Regions from separate parts of the Homo sapiens genome. Here regions 1, 2 and 3 are each linked to region 4. The links are chromatin loops, found by intact Hi-C in ENCODE. Cell type or tissue: heart left ventricle. All regions are shown on one strand. Links, peaks and the distances in the headings refer to the core of each region. The heading gives the core; the rest is flanking DNA. Region 1 overlaps LANCL2 (LanC like glutathione S-transferase 2). Region 2 has its middle 26 kb from the start of ELDR. Region 3 overlaps LANCL2 (LanC like glutathione S-transferase 2). Region 4 overlaps VOPP1-DT (VOPP1 divergent transcript).

What was found. Hi-C counts contacts between places; a loop is a spot of excess contacts. Peaks named below come from ENCODE experiments on the same cell type or tissue, not always from the same donor. Only the 100,000 strongest peaks of a DNase experiment are listed, where the experiment ranks them.
Region 1: it touches region 4 in a loop (6-fold over the local background); 66 of 110 quality-filtered maps call a loop at or near these places.
Region 2: it touches region 4 in a loop (5-fold over the local background); 54 of 110 quality-filtered maps call a loop at or near these places.
Region 3: it touches region 4 in a loop (4-fold over the local background); 65 of 110 quality-filtered maps call a loop at or near these places.

Annotation. Positions count from the first base shown.
Region 1 is chr7:55,431,420-55,436,419 of GRCh38, reverse strand. LANCL2 (LanC like glutathione S-transferase 2) reads right to left here. Exons shown (of 9, transcript NM_018697.4): 9 at 2,683-5,000. It also overlaps a transcript of VOPP1 not described here. Among named protein-coding and RNA genes, the nearest start is that of LANCL2, 69 kb to the right of the region's middle. RefSeq lists enhancers at 2,957-3,036, 3,067-3,116. In heart left ventricle, for the core only: a CTCF peak has its summit at 3,044 (motif pointing left); a DNase peak (open chromatin) is centred at 796.
Region 2 is chr7:55,277,870-55,285,804 of GRCh38, reverse strand. No RefSeq gene overlaps it. Among named protein-coding and RNA genes, the nearest start is that of ELDR, 26 kb to the right of the region's middle. In heart left ventricle, for the core only: a CTCF peak has its summit at 5,679 (motif pointing left); a DNase peak (open chromatin) is centred at 5,652.
Region 3 is chr7:55,422,422-55,430,395 of GRCh38, reverse strand. LANCL2 (LanC like glutathione S-transferase 2) reads right to left here. Exons shown (of 9, transcript NM_018697.4): 7 at 4,966-5,142; 8 at 1,949-2,021. Among named protein-coding and RNA genes, the nearest start is that of LANCL2, 61 kb to the right of the region's middle. RefSeq lists enhancers at 1,904-2,406, 2,407-2,911. In heart left ventricle, for the core only: no CTCF peak of the experiment used is centred there; no DNase peak of the experiment used is centred there.
Region 4 is chr7:55,591,685-55,596,684 of GRCh38, reverse strand. It overlaps VOPP1-DT (VOPP1 divergent transcript), which reads right to left. Exons shown (of 17, transcript NR_187585.1): 12 at 4,948-5,000; 13 at 4,736-4,778; 14 at 3,986-4,034; 15 at 3,562-3,804; 16 at 2,789-3,007; 17 at 25-2,101. Among named protein-coding and RNA genes, the nearest start is that of VOPP1-DT, 21 kb to the right of the region's middle. RefSeq lists an enhancer at 2,806-3,305. In heart left ventricle, for the core only: a CTCF peak has its summit at 2,738 (motif pointing left); a DNase peak (open chromatin) is centred at 2,724; H3K27ac peaks cover 207 bases.

The DNA.
Region 1 (5,000 bases), core at 1-5,000, 160 kb after region 4:
GACTAGAGGCTTTTCCCATTTGTCATTTAAATCCTCCCACCTACCAAATAAGGTAGATATTACCATTGTCCTGATTTTATAGAGAAGAAATGGAGGCTCAAGAAATAACTTGACCAAGTTCCCACAGGGAACAGGTGAGCTCAGAGGTGAACACAAGCTCCCAGGCTCCAGAGTCTCTGCTCTTAACACACACCACCCTGGGTTGGCTGTAAAATGTAAACATGTATTTATTACTTTCTTTGTAGACCATATACTCCTTGACGACAGGGACTACCACCTTCACCTTCATGCCCACAAGGTGTCACACTGCAAGGCTGAGCTGACCCCCACTTTCCTTTGGTCCGCCTCCTGCTGTTATCTGGAAGAGGCGTACAACATCCTTCACCCAGAAGCTAGCTGTCCTCACCTCACTGCAGAGGAACACTCCGGGGTCCTTCTGAGGGAGGCCCTCTGAGTCTGAGCTCAGCTCAAGGCTTCTGCCGTGCTGCAGAGGTTCCTCAGGCCTGATGCGATGCTGACTGAGGACAGGAGCCAGGGTGGTTTTTCATCATTCCACTCACAGCACTCAGCACAATGCCTGGCACAGTGTGGATGCTCCGTAAGCATTTGCTGAGCAGAAGAACCGAGCTTCCCACCTCCAAACGGGAGAGGGAGCTGGGAACAGTCAGATTTGTGAAGCCGACTGATCTCAGGATAGCCCCAGGCATCTGAGAGCCCCTGCGCCTCAGCCTCTGGGGAGCTGCAGCCTGGGTAAAACAGGATCATAAAGGAGCCCTGCCTCTGACAGGAGACAATGGATGGAATAGCCTTCCAGAAGCGCACTGGCCGGCTCACTCGGGGCTGCGTACTGTGCTGCCTGGACCACCACTTCCTATGCCCACAGCTGTGTACCAGGAAGCAGAGAAGAGGCTGACAGGCACCAGGGACTTGGTCACGCTGGACTTTGACACTGATGTGGAAAAGTCAGGACCTGCTGGCAGCATCTTCTACCACAGGAGGGGTCTTCCTAAATGCGACGGCACCTCCTGATCCAATCCTGCTGCCATGTCCGCCTCCCACAGCACCCCCGGCTCCATGCTTTGAAGCCCGGCTGGCCCACACACACTTCTTTACCCCCCAGCCTGAAACTTCACCTTTTTCGGGTCACACACCGCTTTGAAGCGGTAATGAAAACTGGGAACCCTCTCTCCATGTCAGTAATCATATGCACACAGAATTCTGCATGCAACGTAGTGGGCTCAATGCCTCCTGAGGACCACCAATGGTCCCATCCACATTACACATCCAGTCTCTCACCAGACTATGAGGCTCATGAAAGGTAGAGCCATAGAAGTCGCGGCGCAGAGCCTGGGCGGGAGTGGAGATGGTTTGTAAAGACGTCTTAGGGAACCTGGACTTTAAACTTGGACCATTGTATTTGTAAATTTAGCAAATGAAGCAACAGATGTGAAAACTGCCTAAGCTAAAAAGCAGTTTCAATTCCGACAAATGGCTGTAGGGTCCCTCCCCACCTAGAAGGCTGTGGGGGAGCAGATATGACAGGGCCAGAGGAAGCAGCCCTATATGGTCCGTCCTGCTTTTCTGTTCACTAGCCATGTGCTCATGGTCATGTCGCAGGGCCTTCCTGGGTTTCCGTGGCTTTCCTTCTGCATCGAGCACCCAGGGGAAGAGGGAGTGGGTGCAACTTAGCACCATGAGCAGCACCTGAGTCTGACCCGACTGTCCCACACGCGGGCTGTGAGATGCTGGGCAAGTCTGGCACTGTCTCGTCTGTGAGAAAGTGTTAATTACAACAGTCCCCCTTCCCAGTGCTGCTGTGAAAACAAAGGGCCCATCACAAGGAGGGAGCTTGATAGATGTGGCTCTTCTGACCCAGGGTTCCAAAGGTCTTGTTGTTGGAATCAAAAAGAATGTACTTATAGATAGAAACCTGCAACTAGGGCTGAGCGCAGTGGCTCACGCCTGTAATACCAGCACTTTGGGAGGCTGAGGCGGGTGGATCTCCTGAGGTCAGGAGTTCGAGGCCAACCTGGCTGATACGGTGAAACCCCATCTCTACTAAAAATACAAAATTAGCCAAGCATGGTGGCTCGCGCCTATAATCCCAGGTACTCGGGAGGCTGAGGCAGGAGAATCGCTTGAACCTGGGAGGTGGAGGTTGCAGTGAGCCAAGATTGCGCCATTGCACTCCAGCCTGGGAAACAAGAGTGAAACTCAGTCTCAAAAAAAAAAAAAAAAAAGAAAGAAAAAGAAACCTGCAACTAGAACATCATAAGGCGAGCAACTGCCACTTTTTTTTTTTTGAGATGGAGTCTCCTTCTGTCACCAGGCTGGAGTGCAGTGTTGTGATCTCAGCTCAGTGCAACCTCCAACCTCCACCTCCCCAGTTCACGCGATTCTCCTGCCTCAGCCTCCCGAGTAGCTGGGACTACAGTGTCCGCCACCACGCCCAGCTAATTTTTATATTTTTAGTAGAGATGGGGTTGCACCATGTTGGCCAGTATGGTCTCATCATCCGCCCAACTCGGCCTCCCAAAGTGCTGGGATTACAGGCATGAACCACCATGCCCAGCCGCAACTGCCGCATTTTTAAGTGAAGAATCCAACCTTCGGAACAGTCGCCATTGCTCCTAACCAATGTCACTCTCAAACACGGAGAAATGAAAACGAATGACGATTCCATAGGTCATCACCACAGAACTGGCTTTTACTAACAAAACCAAAGAACCTCAAACACTTTTTGTGGACTTCAAATTCTTTCCTTCAGATTTTAAAATGACATTATGCATGTACATATTTTTAAAATTTAGACACATTTTAGAGAACACAATTGTGAATACAAATCTAAGAAATGAATGAGATGTACTGAAATCTGATTCAAACACTTATCTTAAACTGACTTCTGTCAATCCTCTGTCCTGTGAAGTAAGTCCCGTTTCTCCTTTGCCTGGAGGGACCGAGCTGGAATTACTGTCACATGTTACAGACATGAGGCAGGGGTTAATGCAGAACCACGGAACAGCACCTCTGATGACATCTAGTGGATAAGTAGGAAGGTGTCAACCCAGGTGGCTTTTAAAAAAATCTGTAAATAAAATCTCCTCCTTTATTCCACAGATTTTAATCTTTCCCTCAGTGTGTTAGAAAGACTAATAGTGTTTTTCAAACGTGTGTGGATGGACTCACCTGGGGAGACACCCGCATCCTAGGCCACCTTTGTGGCTGCTCTGCAGACACCTGGCTGCACCCGCTGCCTCCTCGTCTGAGAGGGGCTGCCCTGGAGAGCACCGTGCTGGCTGTGTTGCCTACTGGCTTCCCTTGAGAAATGGGGAGGCAGGACCTCTACTGAGTGCTGTGATGTGTTATGTTTTGATGTGGTGGGTGGGGAGGATGGGAACAATGTTATTTGGATGAGATTGGACATCGTGTGAGGTCTTCAGCAAAGCAGCTACCCTCAGCTCATTGACGACAGCATCCTGCCTGCAGGTGTGGGCTGCTGGACTGCCTGCAAAGCCCATCAACAGGCCCTGGAGGCCAGGTAAAATAGGATCAGGATGATTTCTATTCACAGAAGTCATCAATCTAACATGAAAGAAAATAATGACTCAGGAGCAAGGGTGTCTGCAGCAAACAGACTCTCCAGGCATCGTTTAGAAGCTGAATGTCACACATTTCGGGTGCCAGCCCCACACATAACCACACAAGTAAAAAGGAAGCTTTTCTCCTAAACTGACATTCTTTTTTCTCTTTTCTGAGAGGTGTGGACACTGGGGCTGGGAAATGCTCAGGCCTCCCCCTGCAGACAAGGACTGGGCTGTTAAGAGAGGCCTCTTGTCTTTCATGACACAAGCCTTAGCTCACAAGACGAGAAGTACCTAGTCCCAGACCACCTCTTCCATGATGACAGAAACCCTTCTAAAAACTGAAATCTATGTGATAGAATTAATGAAGGTAGGCTAACCCAAATTACTGCTCACATTTTTTCAAATAAAAGTCACACAAATACCATAATGTTGTTGGTTAGAACATTATGTTTCTCATATCTATAAATAAGGGCTAGTACTTTTTATCACCCAAAAGTAGACAAAAAATAGGAAATGCATTCATTCCAAATTTAGATTTTGATAACTTTCCAAAAGGTTGAAGTAAGTTTAATTGCAGGGACATGAGTCCAGTTGAGTGTCTTTCTGTTAATCTGCAATAACCCATCTGGAACTGTATTTACTTTTCTTAGAACAGTAACTTATAATGTTGATAAACTGAGGTGGAGCCTGTTTTAGTAACATATACCTGGGTAAATGTTCTGGAACTGCCAGTGCTTAGTCACTGCTGCCTACAGTGTGGCCATCAAAGGCTTCTTGGGAAAGCTCCCTTTGGGTCCAGAAGTCTCCCCAACAAAGCTCCAGCTGCCCTGGACTCTACACAAAGCACCTGAAGCCTCTGCTGGGAATGGGGCCCTGACAGAGCTGCAATGCACTCTGAGGCTTCTTTAAAACACGAAGGTGAGTGTAAAATCCAAACGGGAAGCGTTCAGCTGTGCACTCCCAAACCACCCCAGCACGCCCCTGCAGAACTGCTGGTCCTGTCCGTCCTTGGAGTGGTCGCTCCCTCATTCTCATCTGGAAGGTGCCACAGAAAAGGCTGACAATGTATTATCACTAGGATAGACCCTAGATAATCTTTCTGATATACAAGATAGACACCACCTGTTCCCTCATTTGTCAATATGGAAGAAACCCCACTTTATACATTTTATACAGAAAAGTGGACACTGCCATACATTCATGCATGGTCAGCTCTGAGCCCTCAGGAATAGAAGGGCCTTCCATTTAAAACAGCTTACACCTGGAGACAACAAACACCAAGAAACATGCAAACACTACAGAGAATCTGTATGTGAAGAAGTCATATTTTATATTGATGAGGGTGCTGTTAGAAAATGTTGATGGATGGCTTCGGTCACTCATGCTAGTCTAACCAGAGGGGCCTGTGACGGTGTC
Region 2 (7,935 bases), core at 2,936-7,935, 310 kb after region 4:
AAAGTGAATTAAATATGGCCTGAGAAGGACTTCATACTTCTATATTTAAGTCCTTGTTGACAAACTATAACCTAACTTAATAGGTAGACAAGATTGAAAACCTAACCTAGGAGTATGCGGCTATAACAATTGCTGAGTCTTGGCCAATCCCAGCAGCCATACTTCAACCACTCATACGCTGCTGAGTGTTCAAACTGTGTTCAAATAAGGCAAATGCCAACCTGTAGCCAATCTGGCTGTTCTGTACCTCACCTCCAATTTCTGTACACCACTTCCCTTTTTTTTGTCTATAAATTTGTTCTGACCACCAGGCATCCCTGGAGTCTCTTGAATCTGCTGTGATTTTGGGGGCTGCCCAATTCGCAAATGATTCATTTCTCAATTAAACTCCTTTAAATTTAATGTGGCAGAAGTTCTTTTAACAGATGGTGTCAGAAGTGGGGTAAGGTAGAGCTTTGATGACCCCAGGAGTGCTGAGTGAACAAGCAAGGTGCCTGCCAGTCCCACTTGTGTCCACTGATCTCTCGGAGTGGCTGGTAATTGTGAGTAATTCTCTCTTGGATTTCGGAGCTCCATGGATTTGTGCTTTGAACTCTCTGAGTTTCTTTGAGCAAATTTCTAATCTGGGACCTGTAATCCTGGCACTTTGGGAGGCCGAGGCGGGAGGATCTCCTGAGGTCAGGAGTTTGAGACCAGCCTGGCCAACATGGTGAAACCCTGTTTCTACTAAAAATAAAAAGTTAGCTGAATGTGGTGGCATGTGCCTGTAGTCCCAGCTACTCAGGAGGCTGAGACAGGCGAATCACTTAAACCCAGAAGGCAGAGGTTGCAGTGAGCCGAGATAGTGTCACTGCACTCCAGCCTGGGTGACAGAGTGAGGCTCCGTCTCAAACAAACAAACAAAAAACCCTTAAAAACTGGCAAATGAAAAATCTTACAACTACTGGATCTTCTGTCTTTCTCTGTGTGTAGTTATATATGTGTTGTGTGTGTGACGTTTATATAAAGGAGCTCTAATTAATTGGTTTAAAGAAAAATAAGCACTTAAATATTTTGAAAGAAGAATAAAAACTGTAATGTCTCTTAGTTCATATAACTTTAGTAATCTTTGGGAAATAAAAACAGCTTTAAAGATTATTGGTAAAATAAAGACATTTCATCTAAATTAGGCAGGTCAGATATTATGTTTACTAAATGCTTTAAGGTTATAAATTGCTTTAAGTTATAAAAATTGTTCAACTTGCCTACTTTACAGCTGGGTAAGGCCTGGGGACATGTGGAGTTAGCCACATCCCTAGCTATGCTGGAAAGAGTCTTATCTGCACTTCTGTGTAGTACCCTAGGCTCCATACTTAGGTACATAATTAAAATAACCATACCTACACTCCATACCTAAGTACATAATTAAAATAACTTACTAGGTTTTTCACCAAAATTAAAAATTGCCAAGAGTTACGATTATCACATGTAATTGAGACTACTACAAAAATAGTTTTACATGCAAGGTGTGTTAGAAAAGTAAAATGTGTTTTAAGTAAAAGACGGTAAGAAGGCATGGGAATGTAAATTTTTGCTTAGTTTAGAGGGTTAAGGATTGTTTTAAATTATGTAAGATAAAGCCAAAGATTTGAACAAGTTGTGGACGGTTTGTGAAAAATTAATTTTGTGAAAAGAAATTCTGTGTGGACATTGGCTAAAGTTCCAGGGGAATTATTAAGGTTTTCTGTAAGTTGAACATTGGAATAAAAGCACAACAGGTTTTTCTTACAGCACTGCTCATTCTTTAACAAAAATTGTTAAGGGTTATAAAAGGTGTATGAGAATCTCACCTTATGGTCAAACTGATTAAGATTGATAGATTTGTCTATAAGGTTTTATTAAAAATTGGGGTTGACATTAATAGTAAACTAATGCAAGGGTAAAATTTGGCTTTCTCTCTTGAATGAGATTTTCATGTAATATTAAAGGATAATGACAGATTTTTGTTTGCCTGTTAAATAAACTACAGGAAAAAAAGAGGAAAGACAAGAGACAGATTGTATGGAAAGCTAAGGCTTCCCTCTATCAATGCCTTTTTAAAAATTTTTAAGTGGCCGGGGCGGTGACTCACACCTGTAATGCCACCACTTTGGGAGGCCAAGGCGGGTGGATCACCTGAGGTCAGTAGTTCAAGACCAGCCTGGCCAACATGGTGAAACCCTGTCTCTACTAAAAGTACAATAATGAGCTGGGTGTGGTGGCAGGCACCCGTAATCCTAGCTACTTGGGAGGCTGAGGCAGGAGAATCACTTGAACCCGGGAGGCAGAGGTTACAGTGAGCTGAGATCGTACCATGCACTCCAGCCTGGGCAACAAGAGTGAAACTCAGTCTCAAGAAAAAAAAAAAAAAAAAAAAAAAAAAAAAAAGTTCTGTAGTCCATGACTTATTATGGAAAAGATAGAATGATCCAAATTAACCATATATTGGTGTGATGACTTCTAAATTGCTAAAATAGTTTATGACCAATGTTTAGTTGTCACTAAACATTGTCAAAATGTTTATTTTGACAAATATAAAAACCATATTCCTGGGAAGACAATCAAAACTTTAGGTACATTTGACTACTTGATGGGCCATTTAAACATTTATAAAGGGATTTCATTCACTTGTCATTTTCAATGCATGTTTTCTGGTTTTATAAATATGTTCCCATGCAAGAGGGCTGATGTTACAACAGTAGCTTATTATGGCACAGTGTATTTTCACAAGGTAAAGAAAGCTTTTTATGGTTCACTGAGGACAAGCAACCCATTCACAGTCTAGAACCTGATGATTGGATCTTCTGGGAACATCAGAGAAAGACTGCCCTTGCCATCCACACTGCAACAAAACTTTGGGTCCTTGAAACTTGGGTTCGTAATCTCACAACTGAGAAGGCTTTCTCCACACTGTTGGAACTGTACACCCATTAGAACCCTTAAGGTAAAGCTAACCAGGGAAGTTTCTCCCCAGACGAAGATGCCATCCTTGATGTGAACAGCTTTTCCCAAGATCACGGATCAAGACTCTTATCTTCAAATATTTTTTTTCCTTGCTTATACCTCTATGAACAATAGAAGTGAAAAGGGGGTCTGTTATTTGCACTTACAGAATATACTTTTATTTGTGAAGGATTTTGCAGCCAGCCTTATTCATGGATAACCTTATACTTTGATAGATAAAAGATGAAGGCCCAATGTAGGTGAGAAACTTTAATGGTACATATGTTGCCACATAATCAATCAGAAACAAAACATTGATTGACTCCTCTTAACCCATATAATGAGTTAAGGAGAACATTGCTAGGAGGCCTCACTCTTCTAGAAGGGCATCATTTGTTATGTCCTTTTTCATGGTTTAGAGTAAAAGAGGCAATGATTAGAAATGTATCCCTCATAATAAGCTCTATAGAAAATTCTACTGTAAAGGCTATGGTTACACAACAGATTTTAAATTCTTTTATGAAAGTTATGCTAAACAATAGAATTGCTCTAGATTACTTACTGGCTAAATAGCAGTATCTGTGAAGCTGCTGGCGCTTATGGCCTATGGAGAAAACATGGGGTATTACAGAGATTCAGTTGTAGGGGTTGAATGAAAAGACTGCTTAGTTAAGCGAGTAGACTCTTTATCTAGCTCATTCTTTGATCTATTTAATTTTAGGTGGTTTGGTTTATGGGGACCCTGGGTAAGGAGCATACTCCAAACTCTCAGTATTATCCTCCAGATAGCCATAATAGTAATCTTCCTGGTGCTCTTCATTCCCTCAAAGGTTTTAAATGTTTACATGCAGCCATCTCTAGAATGTCAAATGGTCTGTCTTCAACTGGAATGACAAGAACTGAAAGGAATCTGCAACCATGGGGACACCATAACCTATGAATGACGTGCTGAGGCGAGAAACCCAAAATGATGGTAACAGAGTGGCACTAAGGCCCAAGTTTTAGTCACACTCTCACCTAAGTGAGAACCTAAGTAAAATTTTTAAACAAAATCATGAGAAGCCATTGTTTTAGAGCTTATGCACTAGGCTCCAACAGACCAAACCAAACAAAAATGGAGTCGCTTATGCTAAATGTGACATAATCAAACTAAGTCTTTAAGGAAACACTTAGGTCCTAGAACAGACCAGGTTTTGTTTTTCTCTCTCTACAGGATGTTCCAGCATAAGGAGCTACCCTCTACTCAGTCCTTGTTCCTACCTTCGCAAAACTCACTGTTCTACTGTTCCCCAGTGGGCTTCAAGGCTGAATAGTACATTTACCTTGGTGATAATGACATCAATGACTAAAATTTTGGTCAATCTCTGAAAATTGAGAAAATGACTAAAAGGGGAGAATAGTTAAGGTTAATTAAATATGGCCTGAGAAGGACTCCGTACTTCTATATTTGAGTCCTTGTGGATGAACTGTAACCTAACTTAATAGGTAGACAAGATTGAGAACCGAACATAAGAATATGCGCCTGTAACAATAGCTGAGACCTGGCCAATCCCAGCAGCCATTCTTCAACCATTCATGCACTGCTGAGTGTTCAAACGGTGTTCAAATAAGGCAAACACCAACCTGTAACCAATCCAGCTGTTCTGTACCTCACTGCTGATTTTTGTATGTCATTTCCCTTTTTTTGACTATAATTTTTTTCTGACCACAAGGAAACCCTGGAGTCTCTCTGAGCCTGCTGTGATTCTGGGGACTGCCCAATTTGTGAATGGTTCATTTCTCAAATAAACTCTTTTAATTGGCTGAAGTTTTTCTTTTAACAGTTGTATAATTTACGCAATTTCCAAATTCGCACTACTATAAATAAGTGTACAATGAATATTCTGTTTTCTTTTTTCTTTCTCTTTCTCGTTCCCTTTTTTTTTTTTGAGACAAGTTCTCACTCTGTCACCCAGGCTAGAGTGCAGTGGTGTGATCTCAGCTCACTGCAGCCTCGACTTTCTGGGCTCAAGTGATTTTCCCACCTCAGCCCCCAAGTGGTTAGGACTACAGGCTTGCACCACCATACCTGGCTAACTTTTGTATTTTTTGTAGAGACTGGGTTTTGCCATGTTGTCCAGGCTGGTCTCAAACTCCTGAGCTCAAACAATCTGCCTGCCTTGGCCTCCCAAACATATATTCTTGTTGACTTATTCACTTCTAATCTTACAACAAATTCCTACATATAAAGTGATCATATGACATTTTGAGGGCTTTTGATGAACACTGCTGAGTTGCCTTTCCCAAGGACTTTCCTACCTGTGGGGGATAAGGGGTGGGGGTGAGGCAGGGGAGGCTCCTAAAATCTTGCCAGGCAATGGCTACAGCTTCTGAGCCTCCCCTGGAGAGGATCATTCTGTAAGGGCCTCTCAGGGGTGGATCTGTCTGAGGCACTTGGAGAGGATCATTCTGTAAGGGCCTCTCAGGGGTGGATCTGTCTGAGGCACTTGGAGAGGAAATCAACAGCCCCATGTCAAGTTCATTGCTTCACATCTTTCCTCTTGGGGCTTTCCTTTCTTCCTCACCCGGGCTGAGCTTTCTGGGTCTGGGTCTGCAGGAGGGGGTTGGTGGGGTGGGAATGACCCACTTCTTCCCATCTCAGGGAGGTCTGACCTCCCTGGGCAGCACAGGAAGAAGGCAAGCCTGCCTGGAACCCCCAATAATTAGGAACCACTGCCATCTAGTGTCGGCATTGCTGTGAAGATTTAAATATTAAAACCCACTCCAAGCCCTGAAGAGCACCGCCTTCCCCATGGGCACCCCTCAGGGACCCTACAGGCTACAGCAGTGCAGGCCTGAGCTAGAAAATGCTCATTAGGAGAATTAAACATCTGGGGAAGGAATATGAAAATCTAATTTAGAATGGCTTGGGACTGCCAGAGAGGAAGTGGGGAGTCCAGAGAGAAGACTGAAGAGAAATTTTCTTGAAAGATAGATCCCATTAATTAGAGGGTGGCAGCAAATCTAGCGTTAAGGAAGAAACAAATATCTGGGGAAAACACTTCTTGGGATGCCTAGGAGGTGTACGGAATCTCCCATGAGCCTCAAGACGGACCCGAGGCTTGCAGAGTTAAAAGAGCCCTCCCAGCTCACTCAGGCCACTTGGGAAGAGCCATTGGTGCTGCTGTCCCCAGGACTCTGCTCTGAGACCTGCCCTGCATTCCAGCCTGGGCCCTGCTCTGAGACGCAGCCTGGGTTCTTCTCTGAGATCTGCCCCATGTTCCAGCCTGAGCCCTGCTCCAAGATCTGCCCCGTATTCTAGCCTGGGCCCTGCTCTGAGACCCACCCTGTGTTCCAGCCTGGGCCCAGATCCGAGATCCAGCCTGGGTTCTTCTCTGAGACCTGCCCTGCGTTCCAGCCTGGGTCCTGCTCTGAGACCTGCCCTGTATTCCAGCCTGGGTTCTTCTTGGAGACCTGCTCTGTGTTCCAGCCTGGGCCCTGCTCTGAGACCTGCCCTGTATCCCAGGCAGTGTTCTTCTCTGAGACCCGCCCTGTGTTCTCTACTGGGTTCTGTCTCTCTGACTCAAAATGGCGGTGGTAGTGCAGTTTCTTGGGCGGCGGGGGAAGAGGTTAGAGCTGTTCAGCCCTCGGGCTGCTGACACCACTGTGGGCTACAGGGGCAGCTTTACTCCGGGGATTCAAACCCCATTTCAGCCACCTTTTTATTTGTTGTGGAAACTTAGGTAATTTCTTAAACCTCTCAAAGACTCAGTGTAATAGGGTGAATAGTGACTCTCAAAATCCATCTCCACCCAGGACCTCAGAATGTGACAAATTTCTGTATTTGGAAATAAGGTCTTTGCAGATATAATTAGTTGAGTTCATCCTGGATTTGGGTGGGTCTTCAAATGTGATTTATAAGATGACAGAAAGAGACGCAGAGACACACAGAGGGGAAGCCCGTGTGCAGGAGGGGCTGGAGCGATGCGTCCACAAGCCGAGGAGCCGAGGGATTGCTGGGAGCCACCGGAATCTCAGAAGAGGCAAGGGAGGATTCTTCCTGGGAACCTTGAGAGGGGGCATGGCCCTGCTGATGCCTTGATTTGGAGCTCTTGGTCTCCAGAACCCTGACAGAATACATGTCTGCTGTTTTAAGCCATGGGTTTATGGTAGTTTGTTAGAGCAGCGGTGGAAACAAATACACCTAGTTTCCTGAGAAGCAGAATGGGGATAGCACCACCTCGGAGGTGCTGGCGATGAAGCCACGCATTATTTCATGAATGACTGGGAAGTCACCTCCCATCGCTGGGCCACAACGGCTAGATGGTGGAAGGCCCTCACTTTCTGCCAGGTGCATGGTAACCACTTAACAAACGTTAGCAGTCATCACTTGGGCTGGTTCTTTGCTTTTGAGGGTCTGCATGGAGACAGCCTGGTCCTGGGGACTTCCTCCCCTTCCATCTTGGGTAGCATCCCTGTAGCCCTTCCACTCCTCACCCGGTTAGCAAATCCCTCAGGCCAACACCTCTCTGGCACCGGGGCACCTTGATGGCCCTTTCGTCCATTCCTCAGTGCACTGCTGCCCTGGGGAACGTGGCCTCCTTTCAGCTCCTCAACCACCCCTGAGGTCCCAGGGCACCCCCTCCCTGGGGCTCCTCCAAATGCTGCCTTCCCATCTCTCCTGAAGGGCTGGTGGACATTCTACCTGCATTATAGACTCTGGCTGGCTAGAGGGGACCCTGGGAGCAGTGCCCCATCAGTATTTCAGTGAGTAGCTGACACCCACCACGTGGCCAGGACCCGGCCACAGAGGGACTGGAGCAGCCCTGGAGGTTAGGCTGCGTTCCATTCCCACTGAGCCCTGTCGTCCACATCTGAAATGAATCCCAGTGTCTCAGCCACAGCCAACCCCCTCACAGACACCCACACTGTCCCCTCAGAGTGGAAGTCAACTCCAATACCTGCTTCCAGACAGTCTCAGCCTCTGCCCCCAGC
Region 3 (7,974 bases), core at 1-5,000, 170 kb after region 4:
ATGAGCATGGCCACAGTGTACAGCCCTTGTATCTGGCTCCTTCGTCAGGGTTCCTGCAATTCATTCACGTTCTGTGCCTGTTCATAGTTGGCCCCTTCTTACTGCTGAACAGTACACTGCAGATTGTTTACCCATTTTTCCTACTGACGGTCATCTGGGGTGTTCCCAGCCTTCTCTGTAAGTTTTTGTTTAAAGAAAGGTTCCAGAAACTTGTTTAAAAAATTAGAAAACCACTGACCTAGGAGTGCCCATGAGAAGTAAACAGGGACCCATAACAAGCCTAGGAGGCCCTACAGCAGGCCCTGCGGGGATGAGCCTGGCTTTCCTGCTCAGGTGTGTGGGCAGCGGATCCACTGGGCGGTGCACTCCAGCAGGAGTGAGCTCCTCCAGAAGGGGTGCCAGGTGCCAGTGAGCCCTCCCAGTGGCTCCTCCAGCCGGCCAGTTTGCCACAATGGCCTGCATTGCTAGGCACACGGCTTAATAATCCCTCCGTCCCCTGACGGGAATTTGGTGAGAGTCCCCCACAGTTCTGTCTGCCAGGCACTGGCGAGGCACAGGGGAAGGAGGTGACCTATTAACTTCCCGCCTTTAGGGAGCTGTACATCCAAAGCTTTTGACCCACTGGGGCTCTGAAGGTGCTATTATCAAGTTGATAAACTCCATTTAGAGTTCAGGCATTAACTCTGTTATATCTGATGCAAATGCATTGCATTTTTATGACATAGAGGACTACAACTTTTATTCTAGTAAGTACTTTTTCCTTATGAGTTCTCTGAATATTAAAAAAGATCATCTTCTGCAAAACATGTGACACATGCTCTGTTTTCTGCTCGTATTTCTAAAATATGATTTAAAAATATTACCAGTATGAAAACTAAAACAGGACATACCACTACAGACGATGCAGACAGAGGATGATAAGGAATACCAATAGCTTACATATTTGCATTTCACCACATGTACGTAATTAACCAATTTCCCAAAAATTACAAACTATGACAGCTCACCCAATATGAAATAGATAACTTGAACAGCCCTATAACTATTTTAAAAACGGAATTTATTTTAAAAGTCTAGAAAAATAAATCTCCAGACCTAGAAGTTTGTACTGGAGAATTCTACCAAACATTTAAGTTACACTAATACCAATTCTTCCACCAATTAACACAGTCTGTCCCAGAAAACAGAAGAGAAGAAGATACTTCTCAACATGGTTTATTAGGTCAGTATGACCCTGATACCAAAACCAGAGAAAGACAGCACAAGACAGGAAAACTGTAGGCCAATATCCTTCATGAATAGAGATGCAAAAACCTTTACCAAAATGTTAGCAAACAGAAAGCACGCCCATACCCACATACAAATCTAACGAATATCCGGGCCTGTTTGTGGGGCTTCTGTTTGTGCTCCTGTCTTCCCTTCCCTGCGCCCGTGGTGGACTCTGGAATCCTTGTTGCTTTCACTGCCTGCCTATCAGTGCTCCTCTTTTCAGAACTTTCTTCAATATTCACTCTTGCTATTTTTTCTACTTACTAATATTTCTAATTGCTAATATTAATTATTCATACTTCTTTATATGATATTAAATATATTTAAGTAATTATTCAAGCTTCCCATGAATACACCAATATTAAATATGCAACATTACAGATGAAATGCAGAGGAGTAAACTATTTCTTCCATTGCTAACAGCAAGCCTTCTACGTTCTGTCTGCATAGACACCTCACAAAAAACCTAAGAACACTTGGAAGACATTCACAGGAGCACAAAACAATAGGTAAGGTGAAGAGATTCAACATAATTTTCAGCAATAAGCTACTCTGCTGATTATTTTACAGTTTGGAAGTATTACTTGAGCCAGGTCAAATATGAACAGTGCCAGTCCACAAGGGCAGGAGAACCAATTTCACCCAAACATTTAATCTATAGCATTTTTCTCACTCTTACCTTCAAAGAGCGAATAGGGTCTGTCAGGAATGCGGCACCCGTGTGCTCCGTAATCTAGACACCACTCTGCAAACTGAAAAGAAAGGGATTTCTTTTTAAGACTGGAGTTTCTACCTGGTGAAAAGGCAATAAATGAGAATGCAATGTCTTCACAGGCATCAGGGAAGTGGACCCCCAGCTGTAGGGCATTCAGCGTGGGCTCCATGGGCTACTGCACCCCCTCTTCCAGGGGTGAGGCCCAGCAAGGCTCTGCTTGCGGCTGCCTCAGCTGTAGAGTGGGGTCTGCCTTACAGCTGCTGGGAAGTCCGAGGTGAAAACCGAACGGCTCAACGACACTCTGTTCTCCCTGGCACCTTCCTCCTGCCGCTTCAGCTGATGATTCCAGAAGCAACTCGAAACGCCTGCTCTATCCTGAACAAAAAACCCTGGCTCTAAAATGGCTCTCAGCAGCAGCTGCTGGCTCCCCTGGCCCCAGCTGGGAAACAGCTTCAGCCCTGCCTGGGGCGCCGCCTCTCACTGCAGCCCCTCCACAGCTGCTGCTGCTGCTTGGCAGCCTCTCCACCTTCCCAGCCCCCGGCCCTCAGCCCTCCCTGTGCTCTCCTCTGAGCTCCTTGACCCTTTCTTCTTAGACCTCTTCAATGGGTGTTTCCATATCGTTTTAATAAACTTCCCTTTTGTGCCTAAGCTATCATAATTTGAAGGGTCATTTGTACACTAAGAATCATAAGTAATAAACATGAGGAGTATCAAGTTCAGCACACGTAAAAAGAAACTCACTCTGCTTTTCCCCTCCCAATCTGCTCACTCTTAGCTTGTTTGATGGCCCATCTACCCAGTTTTCCGAGTCAGACAACAGAAAGACCTTCAGATATTTCCATCTTCTCCACATTTAAAAACATGCGTTAAATTCTGTGGGCTTTACATCATAGGTGTTTCTAAATGTCTCATTTTTTATCCCAACCTATGCTTTGGTTTATGACTCAACATTTCTTGCATTAATTACTAAACCACTATTTGGGGAAACCCAAGCCCGCCTCATTCTTCCTACTGGGACTACAGCAATCTTTCCAAAAGAGGAGTCTGAATATGGATTCCAAACCCTTCCATGAGCCCCCATCTTCCATATCAGTATCCAGTGCTAGCTGATTATTAAACTTACTGGGGGAGCTTGAAAAATATTAGTGCTGAGGCTTCCTCATTTAACTGGTCTAGAGTGAGGTCCAGGCATGATTTGAAAGCTTCCCAGTGGTACAAGGTTGAGAACTACTGGCTACAGGGAAGAACTAACTTTCTCTGGCCTCTACCCACCTGTCTGACTTTTACCTTTGGCCACACATTTCCTTCCCTTTGCATCCCAAAGGCTGAAGTGCTTACGGAGTCAGGAACACACAGAGCTGGTTCGTGCTCTGCAGCTCTGCCCAAGCTATTCTCCTTATCAGAACTGCATTCCACCTCTGCAGGCCACCCCTGCCTGGCCCACCTGAAAAACCCCTCATCTTTAAAGAACCGGCTGCGTCTCACCCCTCCTGCGGTCTTCTCGCATTGCCCATATTTGCATAGTCATCTACCATCATCACATCATCAAGGCTGGCCCAGGCCTGCGGAATCTGGCTGCTCCCCGCTCGCTGGCTCCTGTTTTGCCCCATCCCCCGTGCTCCAGCCACAGTGTAGTTCACACAGGCCCTGGGTGCTCACACCTCCGGGCCTTTGGAACAGCAGTTTCTTCTCCTTTTCACATCTTTCCTCATCCCCCTTTGCTTAATTTCGAGCTGTCCCTCAGGTCTTGGCTGAGACATCCCTTGCTGACCTGCTATGCCAAGTTGGGCCCTGCCCTCTTTGCTTCCACAGCCTCCTTCATGCTTCCATCAGTGGGGGAGCCACAGATGTGTGTGCATTTTCCAGTGCACCAACGAGGTAGGGCCCATTCCACTGGGGTTGAGAAGTCTTCAGAAAGTAATAGATGTTCAAAAAGTATAAAGAACATATCAGCCGCAATGCCTCCATCTAACAAGGGTCACTGTACACACTTTAGTGTATTTTCTTCCAATCTTTTTTCTGTGTGCACACAACTACATTTTGTGAAATGTGTACATAATAAAAATACTAGCAAACATTTACTGAGTCTTGCTCTATGCCATTCATCTTCACATGTCCAGTGCATGTTTACTGAGTTTCTACTCGGTGCTATGCACTGCTCCAAGTACTAGTGTAGAATAGTGACCCAGACAGACAAGATCAAGAAGCTTATGTTCTACCAGCCTACACACTCAAGAAACAAGCCAAAACATACAATGAGCAACTGAGTGATCATCCACTTGGGGGGTCTCAAAGATCCCTCCAAGAATGTCACAATTCAGATCAGCATGGCAAGGAGCTGAAGGAAGAGTGCTCCTGAAGGGAACAGTTAACGACAGGTCCAGCGGAAACAAGAGTGACACACTCCGTTCTTAGAGAGGGCAACATGGCTGTATTATGGCGGGCTAGAGGGCAGGGTAAGGCAAGGAGATCAGGCAGAGACACAGAGAGGGGCCAAGGTGCGCAGGGCTCTGTCAACTCAGCGGAGGAGCATAGGCTCCATCTGCAGTCAATGGGAAGCCGTGGAGGGTTTTGGCAGGACGATTACAAACAATCTGCACATTAGCTCAGTTCTGCTTGGAACATCCTTAGGAGGTGGGTAGTATTTTTTTTCTGTCTGTACAAATGAGGAAACTGAGGCTTGAAGAAGAGACATATCCAAACTCATAAAGCCAATAAATGGCACAGGTGGTAATTCTCATCACGTAGTGACTCCAGGACACATATTCTTCAGAAGCCATTGACATTTGTCCTCTCCATTCTACAGACAGGGACACTGTGGCCCAGAGAAACCACAGATAAGGCTGTGCCAGAAGAAAAAGAGGAAGCTACAGAACTGGGAGAAACAGGTTAAAAGAAGGAACAGGAGTTGTACTTCTGGACTCTGGATTCTGTGCACACTCGGGGTTGTTCAGAAGCAGTTCCAACAGAGCCACCCTCACCTTGCAAGCTCGGTAGAGGTACTTCTTATCCTGCGTGAGACGGTAAAGGGACAGGAAGGAATAGCCGTTGCCAGCAGTCCCATGGCATATCCCGTAGCCCTTCCGCAGCAAACCTCGCTGCCAAATCACATCGCTACACTCCATGGCCTCTTTCAAGTACTTCTCCTCCTTAAAGACCTGGGCAAATTAAAAACAAAGCAGTGTTAAAAAGACAGTTTCAACGATGAGTTGGCAAAATACTTTCCCTTTCTGGTTAGAATATGGCATGATATTAGGAAAACTGAAATGGCACTGGGGGTGAAAAACAGACAAACAAACAAAAAAACACCAGCAACACAGTACATAGAATCTCGCAATCTCAATCCATTAGCCCAGCGGTCTCCAACCTTTTTGGCACCAGTGACTGGTTTTGTGGAACCATTTTTCAATGGCCAGGAAGGTGAGTGGGGGATGGTTTCGGGATGAAACTGTTCCAGCTCAGATCATCAGGCATTAGTTAGATTCTCATAAGGAGCGCGCAACCTAGATCCCTCGCATAAGCAGTTCACGATACGGTTCGCTCTCCTGCGAGAATCTAATGTGGCCGCTGATCTGACAGGTGGCAGAGCTCAGACAGTAATGCAAGTGATGGGGAGCGACTGTAAATACAGTTGAAGCTTCGCTTGCTCGCTGCTGCTCACCTCCTGCTGTGCAGCCCAGTCCCTAACAGGCCACGGACCAGTACCAATTCACAGCCTGGGGGCTGGGGACCCCTGCATTAGCCTATTCCCCTTGTCCTCCTTCTGTTTCACGGTTTTACTAAAGTAATGCTAAAATTTAGTTTTTAAAATTAAAATTAAAGCTGCCATATCTTTTTGGTAAGATGTTTTCCTTGTTTCTTGGCACATACATCCCATAGCTCTAAAACTTCTGCTCTTGTAGAAGGCAATCGAGAGAGTGAGGCCCTGTTAGCAGGGCAAGAGTATCCAATACACTGATCAGTACACATCAACAGGACCTGAGGACCCTGCACCACCAGGCTAGGAAGATCCATCTTCACCCATCCCAAGGAAGCTGGCACAAAGCTTTCTGGGGTCCAGGAGCAAGCACCACCTCCCTGAGTTGTTTATATGGTCAGCTGCAGAGACAGGCAGGCTCAGTGAAGGCAAGAGACGGCAAGAAGCAGCTGTGGGTTTTCACTTCCTGAGATTCCCTTGTACATTTTCTTCTTTCTCCTCACAGGCCATGTACTGTTTTCCTGATCCTTTTCTCAGAGTCTGTTCTTAGTTATCCCTACCTGCTAAACTCATCACATTCCAGTGCAAATGGGTTTTGGACAATGAATCAGAGGCACAAAGGTCATCACTACTTGGGTGGCAGGTCAGGTCCCTCTACTTGTGACTGATGAGCTGGACACTCAGCCGAGAAGGGCTCTGAGGCCTCAGGAAAAAGGCGGAGGTTGGGGGGCAGGGCATGAGAACTGCGACCAGTGTCTACAGAGGGCACAGCGGGAAACAGAGGCACAGCAAATCACCAGGGAGATTAAATGTTCCCAAAGTTAGGCTGTTAGGGAATCAGACGCAGGACACCCTCTATCAGTCACAAAGGCTGCTAAGATGTGGGCTCTGGGGTCAGACAGCCTGAGCTGAGTCCCTACTGTCACCTTTTAACTGTGTGACCTTGGATAAGTCACTGAAAGTCTATGTCTTAGTTTTCTCAACTATAAAGGGATGACATTCCTTCACCTCAGTGGCTTGCTATGAAGATTAAAATGTGATCACATCCATGGAGCTCCTGGAACAGTGCCTGGCACATGGGAAGTGCTAGCTATTTCCTGGCTATGATTAACCATTACTCTTTCTACGGTATTGTGCCGGCACACACACTTCATCCTGTCACTTGCATCTTAAGCCTCTGAAAATGAACTGTAAAGGAAAACATGTTTTCCCATCCTAAGGAAATATTTGGTCAAAGCTAATGGGTGAGAAGATATTGTTTGAGAGGCTGTGTTCTGAAATCACACAGTGAGGCCAGCCCTAAAGTGAGCTGGAGCTGCCCCTGCTGGTGGAGCCTGGGTGAGTGATGGTCCACAGGGAAACTGAACAGGGTTCCTTCATGCCGTCCCTGCGCCTGCGAGGCTGAGGCTGCTAGAGCCATGCCCACAATGCAGCCTGCACTGCTGCTTCTCAGCACCAGCAGCCTACCATGCCCACTCCTGCCACCACATACACTCATGCTCTAAGCAAACAGCTACTTCTAACAGCGAGACATCCAAGAATTCAGAACTATAGAAAAAAGCTCCTGGACTTAATCACAGATACATCTTCTCCACATTGTATTACAGCAATCATACATGGGCTACAAAATCCATGTACTTATCCACATTACCTCCCCCAAATGGTAAGTTTCCCTGGGCAGTACAGGACAGAAAGTGTGAAAAGACAGCACAATGCAAAGGAAAACCCGAGGGCTCTGGAGTCAGAGGCAGGGCTAGAGTCCCTGTTCCACCGCACCCGACCTGGGCCTGTGCGCCCATGCTACAAAACAGATGGATCCCAAGATGACCCAAACGTCAGAAATAGGGACAAGGGTTTTAGGCAGTTACTAGAAATATCTTCAAAGATGAAAAGGGAACTATACTCATCATCAGTGAACCCTCAGAAGAGAAAGGGAGAATAAGACAGAAACAAAGGGATATTCTGGACCTAGAAAACATCAATAGGTAAAATTACAAAACTCACTGGGTGGGTTTAAGAGCAGGCTGGACATAACAGAAGAAATCATGAATGAATACAAAACCAGGGAAATAGCAATCATCTGATCCGAATTACAGAGAAGAACGAGAAATCTGGAAAACAAAAGCCTCAGGAACCTGTAGGAAAAGAGTGGCCAGTCACCCCAGTGTACTAAAAGATACACACTTACAAATTCAAGTTCAAAGGATCTTAAGCACGATAAATACAAATACATCTAGGCATGTAACAGTTAAACTATTGAAAACCCAAAATTAAGAGGAAACTGTGAAAGCCT
Region 4 (5,000 bases), core at 1-5,000:
CAAATTAACTTAAAATCATAAGGCTGAAAATAACAATAAATATTTATTATTCACCCAGCTCCTAAGGGTCAAAAATTTGACTTATGTGTGGAATCTAAAAGAGTCAAATGTATAGAACTGGAAAGTAGAAGGGTAGTTACCAGGGGCTGGAGGGAGAAGAAAAGGGGGAGACATTGGTCAAGGGTACAGCATCTCAGTTACGCAAGGTGAATAAGTTCTGGAGACATAGTATACAATAATATGACTGTAGTTAACAATAATATATTGTATACTTGAAATTTTCTAAGAGGATACATCTCATGTGTTCTCACCACACACACACACACACACACACACACACACACACACACACACGAAAATGGTACTTATGTGAAGTAATGAATATGTTAACCTAATTATCACGATTATTTCACAATGTATGTGTATATCAAATCATCAAGTTGTATTCCTTAAATATATACAATCTTAATTGTCAATTATACCTCAATAAAGTTGGTGGCAAAAAGAACTTGGTAAAAAAAAAGTTTTTGGCAAAAAGAACTCAGTGGCTTAACTGAGTGATTCTGGCTCAGGGTCTCTCTTGAGGATGTAATCAAGATGTCAGCCAGGGCTACAGTTATCTGAAGACTTGATTTGGACTGAAGAATCCAATTCTAAGATGGCCCACTCATACGACTTGTAAGTTAATGCCAGCTATTGCTAGGAGATATCAGTTCCTTGCTAGATGGATTGTTCCATGGGACTGTTTGAATGATTTCATGACATTGCATCTAGCTTCCCCTAGGGATATTGATCCAATAGAGAATAAGGCAGAAGTCAAAATTCTTCTTATGACCTAAACTTGCAAGTCAGACTCTGTCATTTCAACAAAATAATACTAATTAAACAGATCAACTCTTTTTTCTTGTGGGAAGGGACTATACAAATGTATTAATAACAGCTGATGAGAATCACTGGCGGCCATCTTGGAGACTGGCAGCCATACCCCTTTGTGGTTTCAAAACATGTCCACAAGTGCTTTGACTAGCCTCTCTTCCAAAGGTGGAGGTTAATTCTCGTTCTTTTGAGTGTGGGCTGGACTTAATGACTAACTTCTAAACAATAGAGTATGGCAGAAGTGACGGTCTGTGACAAAATTATAAAGAGCATTACGGGTTCCTTCATACTCTCTTCTTTGATCTTTTGCACTGGAGAAAGCCAGATGACACATTGGGAGGACATTCAGTCAGCCTATGGAGAGGTCCATGTGGCAAGTAAAAAGACCTGTTGCCAGCAGCCATTCTGAAACTGGGGCTTCCATCCAATTGCCATAAGTAAGCCATCTTTGATATAAATTCTTCAACTCCAAGTCTTCAAGTAACTACAATTCTCACCAACAGATTGACTGCAACCTTATGAGACTCTTGGCAAGAATCACCCAGCTACACTCTCCTGAACTACTTATTCACAGAAGCTGTGAGATAATAACAGTGTATTGTTTTAAGCCACTAAGCTTTAGTGCCATATTTAATACAGGCCTAGAAAAAATATTTCCCTCCACATATATCCAGATACCATTCTGGAGAGGAACTTGGGTATCATCTTGATACCATCTTGGGACAGGAATTTGCTTGGGTCATCACTATAGAGAATAATTTGCTTAAGGAGATAGGTGGAATTAATAAATCAGACTAAAATTACAGGATAAGTTTAAATGTAATCATTCACAACTTCAGTAACTCCCAGTGGGCATGAACTTACAAAGATGACCACTTATAAAGAAGACTGGATGAGAGCAACTCTTAGGATAACCAATCAGGGCATGAAGATAAAGCCTAGAGGTTTCCCCCATCCAATCAGAACACAAAGTCCAGGCCCTCATTGCCGAAACCTCTATATATAATGCATACTGAGGGTGCATTCCACCATTCCAGCCTCTTCTGTGACTGCTCCCGCTGCTGCTCCAAGCCCGACTTAGAGGAGGAGGTGGAGGCTGCAACTTGCGGCACCTGGCCAGGCTCCCTGCAGTTGGTGGTGGCCACCAAGACTGCAGCGTGGTCAACGAGACTGCAGCATGTTCGGAGTGGTAGGAGGCAGCGATGAGCGAGAGCTTCTCCGTGCCCTGCTACAGGAGGAGTCAGAAAGAGGAGGCATCTGTCACAGGCTGGAGGCTAGAGCCTGCAGCCCAGTGGCTCACCTCACTGCAGTTGTTGGTGGTGACAGAGACTGCAGCACGACCAGAGCAGTAGGACAGGGGCCTCAGCCTCCTGGGCTCCCTGGTTCCTCCTGCCTCAGCTAGAGCTGCTGGGACCCCAGGAGCAGCCACCACTATGGCCTCTGCACCCATTTCCTGCACAGTACCCTAACTGGGAGAGGTGCTGGGAGAAGGCAGCCGGGCCTCCTGGTCCCAGGCAGCACAGCAGGGTCCTCCAGGGCCTTGCCACGGGCAACCTCCCATGCTCTTGGGCAATGAGCAAGAGCCACAGGCCTGGTCATGCTCTGAGGACAAAAGAGGGACCCTGAGCACAGCCACTGTCCCTCGTCAGGTCATGTGAGAATTGTTCCAAATCCCTCTTTGGAGAAGGAGGAATGGTCTCTACATGCATGTGCAGTCGGGGAGGACACCCCAGGGCCGGGAAATGCAAGCAAGGGGCTACCAGGACGAGGCCAGGTGTCCCGTGAGGCATCCCTGTGCCATCCCAGGGCTGCGTGCAGATTCCTCCCAGGGAACTCGGGCCCAGTTCTTGGGCGCCACCTGGTGGCCACTTGCTTTTCCTGATTGTGTCGCCCAAGCTGGCCTCCAACTCACACTTCGAGAGATCCTCTTGCCTTGGTCTCCCGAAGCAGGAAGCGGGAGGATTCCAGGCTTCAGCCACTGTGCCTGGGCTGGACCTATGTGTTCTAATTTGTGAATGAGTTTAGGACTTGGGGAGAGTTTCCTCATCTGGTATCTTCCTGTGTCCTAAATGACCCTTGAGTCATGACTATTCTTAGCTGACCCTTGAGTCATGGCTATTCTTAGCTGACCCTGCAGATGGGACAGGAAGGGAGAAAACTTGAGGTCCTGAACAGCCAGGCTCCACTCTTCCCCTTCCTGTGCTACACATGCACACATACTCCACACACACACACATGCACACCCTGCATGCACACACTGCATGCACACACTGCACACACAGGCACAGAAGCAGAGTGTGAGTTCAGAACAGATGGAGCTGTGTCCGTTGTGAAAATGCTGAGGAGCATGGATGCTTGGGGAAGAACCCCTTAACCACGCCCCACCCAGTGGCCCAGGTTAATCCCTGACCCAGCAGAGAAGCCGGCCAGCCCCTCCTCCAGTGTCCATTCTGATTGGCCAGTACATGTAACCAGCCCTGGTGAGAACATGCTCACAAAAACCCAGGAGCAACATGCCCGAGACACAACACACTCATAAACCCATGTGCTCATGCAACACACCACATCCAGGGACAGCACAGACACCAGGCATCTCCCTGTCAGTGCCACCTGTCACCACCCAGCCTCTACCCACATTTCCCAGCGACTACCTCCCAAGGTCCCAGGGTCTTCTACCTCACTTACCTGCTTTCCATGTGGTCCAGGTAGTCCATTCTCCCCAGTGGGACCAGAGGATCCACAGAATGAGAGGAATTGGGGTGGGTGAGTGTTGGCCTCCAGCTAAGGGACCCCTCAGGAGTAGGGCACAGAAAAGAGGGGTAAGGGGCTGAAGGCTGGAGCTCAGTGGGGGTGGCAGGGACATTGGTCACTCACGGGCTGTACTGGCTCACCATCCTTGCCATAGTCACCGTTAACACTGTCCTGGTCCTGCAGGGATGAAGCAAGGCCAGACCCAGCTGGCATCACCCCTAAAACTGCTAAGCCTTGCATTCCCCTGCTTGCCCTGCCATATCTCCAGCTTCCCAACATCTAAGCCCATCAGTTGCACAGAGGCACCCCACAGAAGCCCCAACCTCTTCATCCTTTCCCCTCTGTCAGTAAGACTCACATGAGCCACCTTCTCCTGGGGGGCCAGGGTCTCCAGGAAAACCAAGACCCTAATCCAGAGGGAGAACAAGAGTCAGGGTCACAGCCCCATAAGCCCACCCAACACAGACTCCCACAGGCATATGAGACCCTCTTCCTCCCTACAGGCTCATCTGTTGGCACCTCCCTAGGAAGAAGGTCTCTGCACCCCTATCCCCACCTCGAGCACTTCATGCTGTCTAATGCCTTATGGTATTAGCCACAGGGTATCTCTCACTTTCTCTCTGGACTCCAGATCCCATGCATCCTCCCAGGATACCCCATTCCCAGAGCCTCCCTCCCAGGCATCCCCCCATTCCCAGGCTCCCCACAGTCCAAGATCCTTACTCACAGATACCCATATTCCCAGAAACTTGGCTGCCCTGACTCTCCTTTCCCCCCACACTCCCCATGTGTACCCTGCAGAACAAGTGGAGGGCACAGAGGGTCTTGAAGAACAGGGATGCAGCCCCTGCTTCCAAGACACCTTTAGTCACTCCCTACTGCCCTTGAGGACAATGGGATACACATAGAAAGTCTAGCCTATAAGGGGAGTCCCCTGGTCCCCTTCCGTTCAAGGACAGGGTGGAAAGCCTCACTCCAAGGATGGTTGGGAGCAGAGACTCCTGGCCGCAGAGGAGCTACAACTCAAGGAAGTCACAGGAAAAGAGGGGGGGTGCAGCTGAGAGGGGTGAAGGGAATTCTGAAGCAGGGCCCTGGAGCTGTCACTCACCTGACACCCGGCTCACCCTGGATTCCTGGAGATCCTGACTCTCCTGGCTCCAGGAGCAAAGAGATTGGGGTCAAAAACCTCATTGCCCCCTCACAAAATCCTGGTATTTCTCACATTTTATTCTCTTTTGTCTCCTCAACAAAAAATTGGCAGAAATCCAACTGTCATTCCTCATCCACAAGACTGGTCCCCTTCATCCCTTTCCCAATTACCTTCTCTCCAGGGGGACCCAGGGCCCCAACACCTCCCAGGGGATCTTGTGGAC